Linked DNA regions of Homo sapiens: region 2 is linked to region 1. A link is a loop called in an ENCODE intact Hi-C map of the cell type or tissue named here. Cell type or tissue: endothelial cell of umbilical vein. All regions are shown on one strand.

The links. A loop is a pair of places that touch in the nucleus more often than their neighbours do. Peaks named below come from ENCODE experiments on the same cell type or tissue, not always from the same donor. Only the 100,000 strongest peaks of a DNase experiment are listed, where the experiment ranks them.
Region 2: a loop joins it to region 1, with 22 times the contacts of the local background. A loop is called at or near these places in 11 of 110 quality-filtered maps.

Annotation. Positions count from the first base shown.
Region 1 is chr6:8,207,608-8,215,607 of GRCh38, reverse strand. The region is part of intron 2 of LOC105374910 (a long non-coding RNA gene); the gene reads right to left. Among named protein-coding and RNA genes, the nearest start is that of EEF1E1-BLOC1S5, 110 kb to the right of the region's middle. In endothelial cell of umbilical vein, no CTCF peak of the experiment used is centred here; no DNase peak of the experiment used is centred here; H3K27me3 peaks cover 458 bases.
Region 2 is chr6:8,063,435-8,071,434 of GRCh38, reverse strand. BLOC1S5 (biogenesis of lysosomal organelles complex 1 subunit 5) reads left to right here and starts at 7,046. Exons shown (of 5, transcript NM_201280.3): 1 at 7,046-7,170. The coding sequence starts at 7,059. BLOC1S5-TXNDC5 (BLOC1S5-TXNDC5 readthrough (NMD candidate)) reads left to right here and starts at 7,021. Exons shown (of 13, transcript NR_037616.1): 1 at 7,021-7,170. The region is part of intron 3 of EEF1E1-BLOC1S5 (EEF1E1-BLOC1S5 readthrough (NMD candidate)); the gene reads left to right. RefSeq lists enhancers at 5,463-5,612, 5,623-5,722, 7,413-7,602, 7,212-7,838. In endothelial cell of umbilical vein, no CTCF peak of the experiment used is centred here; DNase peaks (open chromatin) are centred at 6,944 and 7,534; H3K4me3 peaks cover 935 bases; H3K27ac peaks cover 1,647 bases.

The DNA of each region.
Region 1 (8,000 bases):
ATAGCAAGACCTAATCTCTACAAAAAAGAAAGAGAGAGAGAGCGGATCACCTGAGCCCAGGGGGTCCAGGCTGCAGGGAGCTATGATCACACCACTGCACTCCAGCCTAGGCAACAAAGCAAGACCCTGTCTGTAATAAAATAAAATAATAAAAAATAAATGTAAACAAATGATTTACTGTGGATACATGATTCTTGGTGACTTCTAAAATTTCAGTCAGTACAATATCATCTACACAATAAGTAAAAATAAAAAATCTTCAACAAAAATTTAAACAACTTTTGAAATAATTGATAATCCCAAGGTACTATTTCCCTTTCAGGAATTTTCTTTACTTCCAAACATGAGCAGGATTGGGTGTTTTATTTTCCCCCTGATTAACAATTTATTTTCTTTTAAAAATTATCGTAACAGTAAAATTCTCTTTGTTCTCTTTGGGTACACAGGTCTATGAATTTTAATACACAGATAGATTTGTGTAACCACCACCAAAATTGGGATATAAAACAGTTCCATTACCTGTCCCCCCAAAATTGGTGGAATTTGGGTTCCCAAATTTTTACAGCTTTCTCTCTTTTCCTAATTCCTCTTTGCTTCCACATTTGCAGACAACATTTTTAAAAAATAAAATTAAGTATTGTTTTGCAAAATCATCCAGAAAATTCATATTCTCCTCGAAGTCACAGAAGACAAAAGAGGGCTGAGACTCGAAGGCTCAGAACTACTGTGGCAAAATCTTGAGGTTAACTGAATCTGAGTGAGAAGTATACACAGCCTCCTGGTTTGAGCTCCCAGATGGAGAACAAGTTTGCTCAGGTTCAAGAGTGTTGTACTTGGACCTTCCTGAGGATGGGAAATTCTCTACAGTGGTCTCTTTATTGTATTGCCAGAGTCAAACCCAGAAGAAAGTCCAGGCTGTCTCAGAGCCAGTAGTGACCTCTAAACTCTCAGCCTCAAAGTTGGAAGGCAAAGCACCCCGCTGCCTGGGGATTGCATCAGAGCCCCAAAATGGGTCACCGGCAGAAAGCAGAAACAAGTCAGGTAATTTCTTCTGTTTCAGCTTCCAGGGCAATGGAAACTATGGAATCTATACACCCAAAAAGTTTCAAATCACAGAAAAGCTCTCAGATTCTTCAATTATTCATATTAACAACTATGGGTAAAAGAATAAGCCTTCAGGAGATGACAGAATTGCCTTCATTTGGGGGCTATTTCCAGCCCCTGTATACTTTTAACTCCATTCATGCTGAAGAGCTGAAGGTCTTTTAATACTGCCTTTGATTTACGGAAGGGAAAAAAAAGATGGTATTACTGAAAAGACCCATTACTCCTGTGCCTCGTCATGTAGTTCAATGTTAAGTACTCTACAAAACTGAATCCTTGGTGGAATGCAATTCTGTAATTCAATCGAGAGATCTTGCTAATGTCCCAGTCTGCAAGAACATAGCTTAAGGGTTTAGGTTTAGAAGGAAACCTTGCAAACCAGAGATGGAATTACAGCCTGCCTCTTCAATCAAGAGATGAGTGAGGGTTGTTTGCAGTGTAATATTAAACAATTATTAAGATTTTTTCAAAGAAAGTGAAAGAATTATAAAGTTACGTTTGTCTCTGTGGGAAGGTAAAGGAAGAAGAAAAGACAAAACACCAGATGGGCAAAATGTTGATCACTGTTGAAGCTGGATGTTTAGAAAATGGGGACTGAGTATACCATTTTCTCTACTTTCCTATGCATTTTTACAATGCCCATAAGAAAAAGTTAAAAAAAAAAAAGATGCCACCAAAAGTACTATGATAGGAAAATAACACTTCTGAAAACTCATGGAATTTGTAGATGTTTCTCACTTGTGTATTAAATGTCAATATAAATAAATATTATGTGATAACTTTTGCAAGATTATAGGGCCCTTAGTGGGTATAAATGAAGACTTACTGTCAGTGCTGGGGTCAGATATCTTCTAAGTGGACTAAAGGAAGTTTCTTATGTAATGAAGCCTGTGCAGTTGTCTCATTACGTATTATTCACACAGACACTTGCATGCAATATTAGATACAGTCATGCACATCACAACGTTCCTATCAACAATGGACTGCATATCCAACAGAGGTCCTTGAAAGATTATAATACATATTCTTACTGTAGCTTTTCGATTTTTAGACATGCAAATATGTGCCATTGTGTTCCAATTGCCTACAGAATTCAGTAATGTAACATGCTGTATAGGTTTGCAGTCTAGGAACAACAGGCTATGCCATATAGCCTAGGTATGTAGCAGGCTGTACCACCTAGATTTGTGTAAGTACACTCTGTGATGTTCACACAACCATGAAATCACCTAACAATGCACTTCTTGAGACATACCCCCATCATTAAGCAATACATTACTGTGTACATATTCAGACTTCCAAATAAAAAAATTAGAATGCTGGAGACAGGCTATTTGCATCACAAAAAGGCCATTGCCATATTCCTTTAAACACCACTGCATATTAATAATACGGCTCAAGAATTTCTACTTATCTAACAATCTGTTTCTTAGCTCTAGCTACAATTATACTCTTCTGGGGAGCATTTGAAAAATACTTACTCCCAGTCTCTACTCCAAACCAGTGAATCAAGCTGTCCAGATGATTTTAAAATGCATCCAGGATTGAAGGCCATGAGGCTACTGCTCTCAGGAACAGAGCTAAGACTTAGAGTAAGGAGAGTTCTTCAGAACTTATCAGGATAACCCATCAAGATGCCATATTGTTTGGAAACCTCAAACATTCATGCTAAGTAGGGAGGTATCTGCTGTGGGGAAATTAAATTATAATGAAAGTCATAATATGCTTAATGTTAAATAGAATTATCTACGTGAAAATGGAAGAAAAAAATAAAGCCAGATTTCTTCCCCAAACCTCTGACTGATGGACCCTAGGCTAGACCTTTCAAATGTAAAATAAATTTAATTTCTGGCCCAGCACAGTGCCTCATACCTGTAATCCCACACTTTGGGAGGCCGAGGTGGGCGGATCGCTTGAGTCCAGAAGTTCAACACCAGCCTGGGCAATATGGAGAAACCTCATCTCTACTAAACATACAAAAAATTAGCCAGGTATGGTGGAATGTAACTGTGGTCCCAGTTACTTGGGAGGCTGAGGTGGGAGAATTGCTTGAGTCCAGAAGGTCGAGGCTGGAGTGAGGCATGATCGTGCCCCTGCACTCCATCCTGGGCAACGGGAATGAGACCCTGTCTCAAAAAATAAATACATAAACTTTACAAAATGAAAAACTAAAAATATTTAATTTATTTAAAGGCATAATTAAACCAATAATTACATTATTATTTGAATAAAATAAATTGTGATTGCTACAAGTTATAAAATGGCCATAATCATCATTGTCACTCTGCAAACATCTCCTACCTCCACCTCATCTGTGCCCCATTTGGGAATCCGTAAAATGTATGTTGATGAGGCAGCTGGGTTAAACCCACAGTTCCCATAGGGGAGGGGTAGTTTTCACCAACACCAAGGGAAAGGCCTTACCCTGAGCTCTCTTCTCTCTTCTGACAAGCAATAGTTTTTAACGGTGTGGGCACAAGTTAAAACCAGACTTGTATCCTTACTGGAATTCTGTTACCACTAAAATTAAGCATTGGGCGTAGATGGGACCCCCAGTGAAGGCCCAAGGAGCTCCAAGAGCCCAGCCCCCAACCATTCCCATTCTGCCTTCTCACAGCTTGTCAGCTTTCCAACCCTAAGCCTTTTGTCTTTTGATGTTTATGGTTTATGTTCATGTTTCGGCTTTAACTTTTAACATGTTTTTACTTCCTTATAGAATTTAAATGCAGACTCCCAGTGCTGGAAGGTCTGAATTATTCTTTCACCTATGGGCCATGCCGTAAGTCCTGAACTCAACCATCAACATCAGAACCTACCATGCAAAATTTCCTTTCTTCTCTATCCAAGATTGAGTCTAACACACCATATAAGTTAGTCCTAATGGGACTAAAAATCCAAAATCAAAATGGCTTTCTCTGGATCTTATCTGGCATCATCCAATTTTTCTGTCTTTTAAAACAATTATTTTGTGATCAGCCTACATCATTCCTAAATCAGCTGCTAGGTAAGAAGTATCAGAGTAACTAAAGAAGTACCTAGAACTTAAGCTCTTAAGCTTGGAAATAAGACAGACTTGGAATCCGGCTAACTCTGACATGTTGGCCAGGTTATTGACCTCTGTGAAACGAAGGAGAGACACCTGCAGTGTCTAAAAAGTGGATTGATGGGAGAATCAAAAGAGATCAGCATCCAATACACTCTCATTAATATGCATCATTAGATACTAGCAGAGAGGTACAGGAATGCACAGAAATGTTGTTAGAAGGGTGTCTTCCCAAACTGATGGCAGCTCGGAGACGGGAGACTGAATTGAGATATGTGAAATACGACCTGCCAATCTTACTCTGGGTACTCGTGTATTATTTGAGCTGCTTATAATACTGCAGTGAAAATATATTATTGAGTCCCTTTTAAAGAACAGTTTGTCCTCCTCTCTTTATCAGATACTAAATGTAACCACTTATTAACAATGCTGCCAAGGAGATGAAGTAAGCAGGGGGAAAATATCCTGACTTGTGGTGGGTTGGGTGATGGTGGATCAGCAACGGCTTGAGGACTCTCTAGTGAAACACGCAGTAGGAGGGAAATAAAGACACAGTAAGGAGGCTGAGGAGAGCAGTTCACTTGAGGTCAGGAGTTCGAGACCAGCCAACATGGTGAAACCCCATCTCTACTAAAAATACAAAAAATTAGCCGGGCATGGTGGCAGGTGCCTGTAATCCCAGCTACTCGGGAGGGAGGCTGGGGCAAGAGAATTGCTTGAACCTAGGAGGCAGAGGTTGCAGTGAGCTGAGATCACACCACTGCCCTTGAGCCTGGGCGACAGAGTGAGACTCTGCTTCAAAAAACAAACAAACAAAAAAAGGTCTGGACCAGACTACCGCATTATCATTGGAAATTGGCTCAGTAGGAACTGAGCAAAGTGGACATTTTCAACCACACCCTCCCCATCACAGTGATGTGCCTCATGGCATGCGATTCCTTGGAAGAGAGTTAGGAAAAGCTCTAGGTAAAGTTTGGTGGTCCTGGGAACTCTCTTCCATGGAATCTCATGCCCTAGAACTTTGCGTTTGATGAGATTTGATTAGCTTGATGGGTTTGTCTGTCTAATCACAGGATAGTCTTTTCTATCTTTTTCTCTGTTCCCAGCATCAATTCTTATTTAGGGGAAGGAGGTCGGGGAGCAGGTTCATAAACATACATTTCTTGCTTTCTATGCTCAAGGCTGTCTGTTCTTAAACCAACAGTGTCACCTGTCACACAATATCAGAAGGGGAGACAAGCCCTCCTGGCTTTGGCCTAGCCTGATTTCAGCTGCAAGCAAATAAGAGACCAGTATCAGCTCACCTCTATCCCACTAATGCTTTTGAGGATCCATCTCCCCTCAGAATGGGAAGGCCTCCAGTACAAAAATGATAATGCATGGGTGGTACAATCACAGCCAAATGCAAAAGTCATTGCTGAAATACTTTAGTGTACAGTGATATATTTAATCTTTACAAATACACTGTTTAATCCTCTTCTATAGATAAGATGTGAATTATTATCCGTATTTTACATGTGACCCAACTGAGGTTCAGAGAGATGATGGCTTATTCACTCTCATGCTGCCTGTCGGAGCACAGACAGACTGACATTTTCTTATTCCTAACCTAGTGCCCATCCTACTGGATCACAGCTGCCCGGTCACTATTCAGCACATACAGGCACTAAGCAAAGCACAGAACTGGACACTGCAGAGGAAACAAGAACAAAAGTTCCTGCAGCCGCTCAAAATCCAACAAGGAGAAGACTTTCATGGGATGAAAAAATAACTGTGATACCAGTACTAAACATTCGAAAATAGGTAAGAAAAATCAATACAGGCCAATAAAAGCTATGGGACCTGAGGATTCAAACTGAGTAAAAGGGAAGATTTTTTTTTCAACAAACAGTTCTTCACAAATATTTATTGAGCACCTACTGTGTGTCAGGAAATTTTCTCCAAGATTGAAGACCTTGTACTTTTCTTTTCCTGCCTCTCACAGCATTTGGAGAATCTGGGGGTGGGGGAGATATGAAAGAATACACCTGGATGACTTTTTGGGGTCCAGGGAGTGCATAGTTGATGGGACCTTCCTTCCATGAATGGTGGATGATGCTGGGCTGAGACCCAGGACGTCGTGCTCAATTACACATTTGCACATGGCTGTCTCGTGCCCATCCCCCATCGAACAATCCATACCTTGACCATTCATGGGACCAGATTAGGCTTTAGAATCTACCTAATGTACCATGAAATGTGTAGTGTCTCCAGTAATCAAAGCGGCCATGCTGACCCGACCTCCTTGGTAGTCAGGTAGACCTGTCAGGCTCCGCAGCCGTATTCTTCTGCTTTTTATCCTTTCAAGTCACTGTGGGAAAATAAATCTCAGTGCAACTCCTTCCAGCTCATCAGTCTTCCCAGTTCACCCATCCACATCCACATCCTTTATTTTTCTGTTTTCCTGAAGCAGTTTCTCCTACATCCCAATCGGAGCCTGCCCCCAACCAGGGTAGCTGAAAAGGTGATCCCAAAAAGGATTTGGGGTGTTATTTTCTTCAGAGGAATTGTGTTTTTTTAAAAACATGTTTTATTTGTTGCTAATTTGAGCGATAGTATTTGCCACAGACAAAGTTGCATGCTTAACACTGGGCCCCGAGCTGACCCTAAGTGGTTTTAAATCTAACTCAATTAAGCAATATCACATTTAACTAATTAATTAGCAAAGGCTGTGTGCTTACTGTATGCCAGAAGTTGCATATAGAAAAATAATTGATCTCATTTATTACATGATCATTTTTCAAGGAAGTTATTGTTAAATCCATTTGAATGAAATAGATAACTGAGATTGAAAGAGGTTAAGACATTTGCCTTAGTCTCATACCTTTGTTTCATACACACTTCCATCACCTCCACGTAGACCCTCTGTTCTGTCAGGCTGTTCTCCTCATTAAGCCATCCATTTCACAATGTCCTTGACCTTTGAGTCCTGTGGTCCATCACCCTGGCTTGGAATATCCTCATGAATGCCCGTTCACACCCCACTTACCCTTTGTAGTCAAGAAAGCTCCTAAATCCTGTTGAACTTTTCTTGACCACTCTAGTCTAGTCCACAAAGTTCTCCCTCTCTTCTGAACTCTTCCACAGCAGCCAATAGGGAGCCTCTGTGCCATTTCTTTAAAGGATTGTATTTGAGAACTTTGGTGATTAGTTCCATATCCTATATTTTGTACCATTCATAGTGTTGTACACATAGTAGATGATCAATAAACACTTGACCAACTGACGGATTGACTGTTTCTAAACCAGTCTCCTGCACTGTTGGAGATCTTAGAAAGATAAAGGAGGTCCTATAAATGTTTATTTTTCAATAAATCTATTTTTATATTCTTCTGATGGAAGGTAGGAAATTAATCTCCTTTTTGCATACTATCTTTTGCCACACTCTTTTTAAAAGTCTCAATTCTAGATTATACTCTTTTTTATCCCATCAGCAAAAATTTAACCATTTTCATTTCTTGGACCAAATGCAAAATGTGAACTTAGTGACTCCAATTAATTATAGGGAGTTCTTACTAACCAAATCAGGGATTCTCTGTCCAAGAACGAAAAGCTGATGAAGGTCTTAAAATCCACCAACAGCTCCGCCACTTCTTACACTGCCCCATTCGTAGCTACAATCAGAACTGAGTTGCCTTTGTTCCCCTAGAAATGATCAGCTGACACCCATCAGATCCGCTGATGTACACACAGGGTTAGGTCGACCAGGGCCCGAAGATTTCTGCATGCCACTCTTTGTGCAGCCTAACGATACATGATTTTAAAGTTCTTAACCCACCTCTCCTCCCTGCCCCCCAGAACTAATCTATATGCT
Region 2 (8,000 bases), 140 kb after region 1:
TCAACTCCCCTGATTAGACACATGTCCCTATTCCATGTGAAACTTTTAGGAACAGACCAAAAATTCCAAGTAGGGAAGAATCACTCTTCAGTCAAACGTCTGTGAGCTTTTTCATTAATTAGAATAAAAACGAGTTTTAAAACAAATAGAAATTATAGAATGGGAACAATGTCAAACAACCACAGCCATGCTTATACCCAAGCATCCAAGAGATCATGAAGTATTTTGTGTAGTTCTGCAGTTGTGAGTCTCTTCCCAAGCAATGACTATCACAATATGGTAGAAAAGGTGACATAGCTCCAAGAATGACATAATCATCCATCCATGACCCGACTTCCCAGTTAAACACCCCATCTCCCACCCCCAGTTCAGCAAAAAGATTATTCACTAAGGCTTTTAGCAGATATATAGGAATTCTCATGGTTACTCCCAGTTACACCTAAAATTAAGATGGCCAGATATGTAGTAGTTTATTTGCTAGCAGTACTGGTAAACTCCCACTTACCCCACCCAATTATACCTGAGCCCACGGTTAACCACAGTCAGTAATAGGCACATTAGATCTCCCACAGGGATGAAGAAGGCAGGAAGGGAGGAGTGGAATGAATGTGAACGATCATCCACTGCCAGCGCATCATACTGTCAGTGCCCCCTTAAAAATGTAATTCGTGGCCAGGCGCGGTGGCTCACGCCTGTAATCCCAGCACTTCAGGAAGCCAAAGTGGGCAGAGCACCTGAGGTCGGGAGTTCACAACCAGCCTGATCAACGTGAAGAAACCTTGTCTCTAGCAAAAATACAAAATTAGCCAGGTGTGGTGGTGCATGTGTGTAATCCCAGCTATTCGGGAGGCTGAGGCAGGAGAATCGCTTGAACCCAGGAGGCAGAGGTTGCAGTGAGCCGAGATCGCACCACTGCACTCCAGCCTGGGGAACAAGAGCAAAACTCCGACTCAAAAAAAAAAAAATGTAATTCATGAGAGCCCTGCTGAAATTCCATTCAGAATAGCAAGTCTGCCCAGAATAGCTTCAAGATATGTTGATAAAAATTTAAGCGGTTATATTGTTACGACGGAATAGAGCTCTATTATAATCAGGTACATGTACATCACACCCAAAGATAAAATACACTATTTGACAAGTGGTCAAATTAGAATTATTGTGAACTACAGCTTTTTCATTTATATTTTTTTCTAACATTTGACTTAATTCCTTTTTAAAAAGTCAGATGTTGCATGAACTTTAATATGAATCTAGCTTTGGCAGGGCTGTGGTAGTTTAATGGATTAGAGCATTTAGCTTTTTACCCCAGAGAGCAGTATTTCTTCTTTCTCTGTATAATTAGATAATCTGCTACTGCCCATTACCAGGGCACTAAATTTCAAATTCTCCATACACCTGAGCAGGCTGCTACATATCTGGCCATCTTAATTTTAGTCTTGATTTATTGAAGTGGAATTACATTCCTAACTCTTCCTGGAGCACTGGGTGAATTTTATTGCAAAAGCAATGGGGAGAAAGTTACCGTCATATATCTCTCTTGCTGGGCAGAGCTTTTAGATACACAAGGGGCTCCACATCCCACTGCTCTGTGTCTTGTATGCTGGATTTATAACACCGTGAAGCCCAGCTCTAGGGTTACACAGAGGCATATCAGAGATGAGATGAGGAATTTGATTCTGCAATAATGATTACTTGTTGCTGGCGCCCACATTCCTGCAGGCTTTGCCTTTATTCCCAATACTGCTAGCAAATAAAACTAATTCCAACTGCTACCTAATCTAGCAAAACTCATCTTTCACTTAAGGAAGGGAGGCCAAAAGAAGGTAGGCAGGAAGGCAGGAGAATTTGAGATGCTGGCCATTTTTTTGCTGTTATCTCAAGGATTTCTGCTTCCATTATCATGATTCCTTTAGGAATATTTTAATCTTTTAAACTTTTGTTTCTTTGGGGGTAATGAAAGCATTGCATCTTTTCCAGCACAGTGAGTTAATTTAATGGCTCATTCGTGCTGTCTCTTCCACTTCAAAGAGGCCAGGTCCCTAGGGCTAGCCAATTGTATTATGGCTCCTGCAGATTTGGCTTGCCATTCCTGCTGGGTGTCATCTGTCCTCGAAGTCTTGCAGTGGATAATTTTTGTTCTCCCCACCTTCATCTGCTTGAGAAATTTGTGCCTCGCAGGCCTGTCTGTCCAAGTTAAGCTTGAAATACAGTAGCCATACGACCAATTTGACAAGGCATAGCTCTAAACAATAAGGCCACAGGCTTGCTTTGAGCAAGATGAGAAACTTCCAGCCACCTGATTACAAATTCCAAAGCTTCTTTGGTGCAGTCGATAAACTAGTCTGTTCATGTAATGTAAGTTCTCCTTCTCCCCCATCCCCATTTTTCCTGACCTTCTGCAACACACATACCTTGTCATAAAAACCCTTAGAAGTTTTAAACTCTTTGACCTCATGAAGTTTCCAGTTCCTGACCATTTTCACCATTTGGTTTGAACCCTGTCACTTGGATAAAAGAACTCTATCATTGACTCTCATTATCAGATGCTGAGGAAACAGGTAATAGACATTGCAATAAAGCACTGGTTCGCAGACTTAGCATGCGTGGGAATCACCTGGGGCTTCTCAAACCACAGATTTCTGGGATCCAATTTGAGTTTCTGATTCAGGAGGAGTCTAATACTGCTGCTGTGATGACCATACCATGAGAACCACTGTACTACACGTGTCCAAAGCTTAGGTGACAGGCATACGTAGAGCTAGCTGCATGCACACAACAACTCATGCTTTTGTCTTTTTGCACAGCTGAGTCCAGTTTAATGAAGGTGTGCCCAGGGTGGTGGATGGAATGCATTCTGTGTTCCAATGGGTTGGCTTTGTCACCGGAGCAGTTACTTTCTAGTGGCTCTTGCAGTAAGCCCTGCGTGTTCTCCAAATGATGGAGCTACACCAGAAGCTTCTCTAGGGGGAACTAGCAGCATTTGGTACAGGAAGATTCAGCACTGGATTATAAAATTGCTTCAGCCTAGAAGACCGCTAATGCTAATACAAAGTGTGCTACTTCACACTAAACTGGCTTTCATGTCCAGTGTGCCCTAAGCATTTCCAAAACTTTTTTTTTTTTTTTGAGATAGAGTCTTGCTCTGTTGCTCAGGCTGGAGTGCAATGGTGCAATCTTAGCTCACTGCAACCTCCGCCTCCCAGGTTCAAGTGATTCTCCTGCCTCAGCCTCCCAAATAGCTGGGATTACAGGTGTTTGCCACCACACCCGGTGCTAATACTAAAATTTTTTGTATTTTTAGTAGAGATGGGGTTTCACCATGTTGGTCAGGCTGGTCTTGAACTCCTGATCTCAGGTGATCCACCCACCTCAGCCTCCCAAAGTGCTGGGATTACAGGTGTGAGCCACCGCACCCGGCCGCATTTCCAAAATGTTATGAGATTGCTACACAGTAATATTTAGTACCTCACCCAAAAGACCACCTACTCTTTTTTTGTTTTTGTTTTGAGACAGTTTCGCTCTTATTGTCCAGGCTGGAGAGCAATGGTGCAATCTCATGTCACCGCAACCTCCGCCTCCCGGGTTCAAGCGATTCTCCTGCCTCAGCCTCCCAAGTAGCTGGGATTACAGGCATGTGCCACCATGCCCAGCTAATTTTGTATTTTTAGTAGAGACGGGGTTTCTCCATGTTGGTCAGGCTGGTCTCGAACTCCCGACCTCAGGCGATCCGCCCGTCTCAGCCTCCCAAAGTGCTGGGATTACAGGCATGAGCCACCACGCCCAGCAAGACCACCTACTCTTTTCTCCTCCTTTGCTTTAATCAGTTTTTGCATTTTTTAATTTTTTAACCCATTTCTAAAATAGGTTAGACAAACAAAAATAAGAAATAATGTCAATAAAAGATGTTGCAGAGGAAATCTCATGGAGTGGATGTGATAGAACACAAAATAAACTTAGGAGTCCCTCTATCTCCCACCCTGTGCCAATTATGGTTCCCCTTGATGGGCTTATACTAAGGAATAAATTATAATTTTATTCTTGGTATACATGTAATAACTCATTTATTTTTTAATTTTCAAAAGATTCAACATGGGATTACAGCAAAAAATTTCCCCCAAAGTCAGAACTTTACTTCTACTAAATTGACAATATCTCCATGATTTAGATGTCTTGAGTCTCAAAAAGCACAGTAATTGGAAAAATCCCTTTACAATCCCATGCTTATATTTGTATATGATATTGATTCTCCAATCTTGTATAGAGGTTATGATGTGAGTACAGCTATTCTTAAAAACATAAAGGTACTTAATGTATGATTTCATTTCTATAATATTTTTGAGGTGAAAAAGTTTTTAGAAATAGAGGACAGATGATAGGTTGCCAGAAGTCAGGGTGGGGACAGGGAGGAAGGTAAATGTGGTTATAAACAGGAACCTTAACGAGATCCTTATGGCATCAGAACTGGTCAGTATGCTGACTGTGATGATAGATGCATAAATCTACATGTAATAAAATTGCATAAACTTAAACATATACACACACAATGAATACAAGGAAAACTGGTGAAATCTGAATAACATTGGTGGATTGTATCAATGTCAATATCCTGGTTGTAACATTAGCATTTGCAAAATGTTACCACTGGGGGAAACTAGGCAAAGTGTAAAAGGAAACTCTATTATTTCTTACAACTGCATGAGAAGCTACAAATACCTCAATAAAAATTTCATTTAAAAATACAGGGAAAGTCTTGTCAATCCAGAGACAATAAGAGACAATACAAGACCTTCAGGGAAAGGATAAGAGTCCCATTTTAGCCTCAAAACTCTTGAGATTTCATGGGTCAAAGACCAAGGACACACTCATAGCAGCTGAATGTGCCAGGCGAAATGGCACTGCCAATGTTGCTTCTCAGTCTCCTAGCTGTCTGAGCCGCAGTGTAAAGATTTATATAAAAGCGGAGAGAGAACAGAGGCATATGCTGGACCTCACCATCCCAGAGAACAATACAACTTAATAGTGTATAATCAAATGGCTAGAACACATATTCACAGGCTACAAGCAACAGACTTGCAGAAAAGTAATTGTGTACTTATTCAGTGTTGGCTCCCCTGCAGGCTGCATGAGGAAAGGAAAAGGCTGCATTAGTCTTGTTCACCACTGTGTCTTAGCTCCTAGCACTATGCTGGGCACGTAGCAGCTGCTCAATAACGTATTTGTTAAATGTTTTTGAATGAAAAAATGAAAAGCCCATGTGGCCTGTTAAAGTTAATATGGCTTCTCTCTCCCTTCTCTCCAAATCTCCCTTCCCCACTCTCTCTTCACCCACCACCTATGCTTAAACACATACACAGAGACACAGAGGCAGTTGTTTCTGCCACATACAAGTCAGGCAGTCATTTAACCTCTCTGTGCCTCAGCCTCCTCGTCTGTAAATGAGGACATTAATAATAACTACTTCAAAGGCCGGCCATGAGGATTAAATGAATGCAAATTTGTAGACCACTTACAGTATTACCTGGCATGTAGCAAGTGCCATGTAAGTGTTTGTTAAACTGCAGTGCTATCCGAAGTTAGCACAGACTTCAGAGGTCAAAGCATGGTCCTCCTCAAGACTCCCCTTCAGACACCTGCCACAAGCTTTGGGGTTCCCAGGCCACCTGCACTTCTGACCAGCTGTCTCTGTCATATGCCCAGGGCCTGAGCACTGTCTGCTAGGGTGCCTCAGTTCTCACCCACGCAGCTTCTCTCTACACATGATGTTTCATTGCTATTCGCTTTACTCCCTCAGGTTTCACAGAATGACTCATAGAACTCAAGAAAGTGCTTTCCTTGCTATTACAGTTTTATTATAAAGGACACATATCAGGACCAGCCAAATGAAGAGATGTATAGGGCGAGATGTGGGAGATTTCCCAAATAGAAGCTTACGTGTCCTCAGGAACGCTTCCCCCTCCTGACACTTTGATGAATGATTATCGACCAGTAAGCTCACCTGAGCTTCCACATCCAGAGTACTCACTGGGGTTCCATTATGTAGGCATAGTTGGTTAAATCACTGGCCACATGGCTGAACTCAGTCTCCAGCCCCAATCTGCTCCCCAGAGGTGGGCCTGCTTATGTGACTCAAAGCCTAAGCCCTCATGGTTGGCCGGCCCTTCTGGTGTGGCCAGCCTCCATTCTGAAATCATCTTGGGCCCTCCATGAGCCATCTCATTAGCATAAACTCAGGTGTATTTCCAGAGGCCCACCATGAATAACAAAGACACTTCTATCACTTGGGAAATTCTAAGGATTGAGGGTACCTCCCAGGAACCAGAGTCAAAGTCCAGTCAAATTCTTTATTATACAACGTGAGTTTACTGACTTGAACAGAAAGAGGGAGCAAGAGAAGCATTCTAGGAAACAGGTGTCTAAAAAGAAAGGCAGGAATAGTCAGCCACACTCATGGCATAGTAGGGAAACAGCCCCCAGCTAATTGGCTTTGCTATACAGTAGTCCCCCCTTATCTGAGGTTTCACTTTCTGTGGTTTCATTACCCGCAGGACGGTACAATAAGATATTTTGGGAGAGAGACTACATTCACATAACTTTTATTAAATTGTTCTAATTGTTCATCTCTTACTGTGCCTAATTTATAAACTTTATCATATGTATATACAGGAAAAAACATAGTATATACATGGTTCAGTACTATATGCAGTTTCAGGAATCTACTGGGGGTCTTGGAATGTATTCTCAGCAGATATGGGAGGACAACTGTACTGGAATGCACCAGCTTTGAGCCAAATAACCAGGGCTCTGAGTTTAGCTCCAAAGTTCAAGCACCTTCCTATTCTAGCAGCATCCGCCCTGATCCAGCATGGCGGCAAGAGCTTCTGCCAGTTCACAGCCTGACTACACGGCAGGCGCCTTTCCGGAACCGCCCGCTGGGTAGATTAAATTTCTCCGGCGCCCTGTAATGACACACACACAAAAAAAACCCGGGCGCGCCTTGTAAGAGGGCGGCCGGGTTTGCGCAGGCGCAGCGTGGCCGCGGGTGGGCGGAACTGGTCGGGATGAGTGGCGGAGGGACAGAGACCCCTGTGGGTTGTGAGGCCGCCCCGGGCGGTGGCAGCAAGAAGAGGGACTCCCTGGGGACTGCGGGCTCAGCGCACCTCATTATCAAGGGTACGGAGTGTCAGGGCTATAGTTCCTGGTGGATCCCAGCACAGCCTCATCTCCCAGGCGGCGCCCTCTGACCCGGGCCGACCCCCGGGTCCCGGGCTGGCGCGCGTGCGTTTGTGCGGGTGGGGGAGTCGTGGTCGGTCCCCGCCTTTTTCCCCGCGCCAAATGCGTCCCACCACAACCAACCAGCCCAACTCTTCGTGTTTCCCCGCTTTCCTCTGTCGCAGCCTGAGCCATCAGGCCCGCCCCCGTCCATTCCGCAAGCTCAGGACCCCTGGGCGCAGAGCCTTTGGGCAGCCTCGCCACCGACGTGTAGTGGAAAGGGCATTGGACCTGGGAGGCGGGAGGCAGTCGCTTAGGAGTTGAGTGACTTCGGGTCACTGGCTTTACTCACTCTCCTACCCGATCTGTTCCTGGTCGTGCGAGGAGTAAGTGAGATACACTTACGAAGGCGCTCTATAGCACTGTAAAGAACCATTCACGTTCAGAAATGTCCATGTGTTCTGTGTGCTTTGAGCTGGGAGAAGGTTACAACCTAGATTCTCACAGAATCTGCTTTAGGTTTGACTCCTAAAGCTCACAACGCTGTTTGCTGCGTGAAAGTCTTTGACAGTTGAGTTGTAGTGCTTTATATATACCAGATATAAAGTGCTTATATACAGTGCTTGTATTATTTTTTCTACTTGACATGCTTAAGAAGATATGTACTAATAAAATTCATTAAAATAGAGAATTGAAACCTGCCCATCGTATGTCTGCAAAAATGAAAAATTTGGGGAACATTGCCAGTGAATGAATATGAATAATACATTGTCTTAGATTTAATTTCTCAA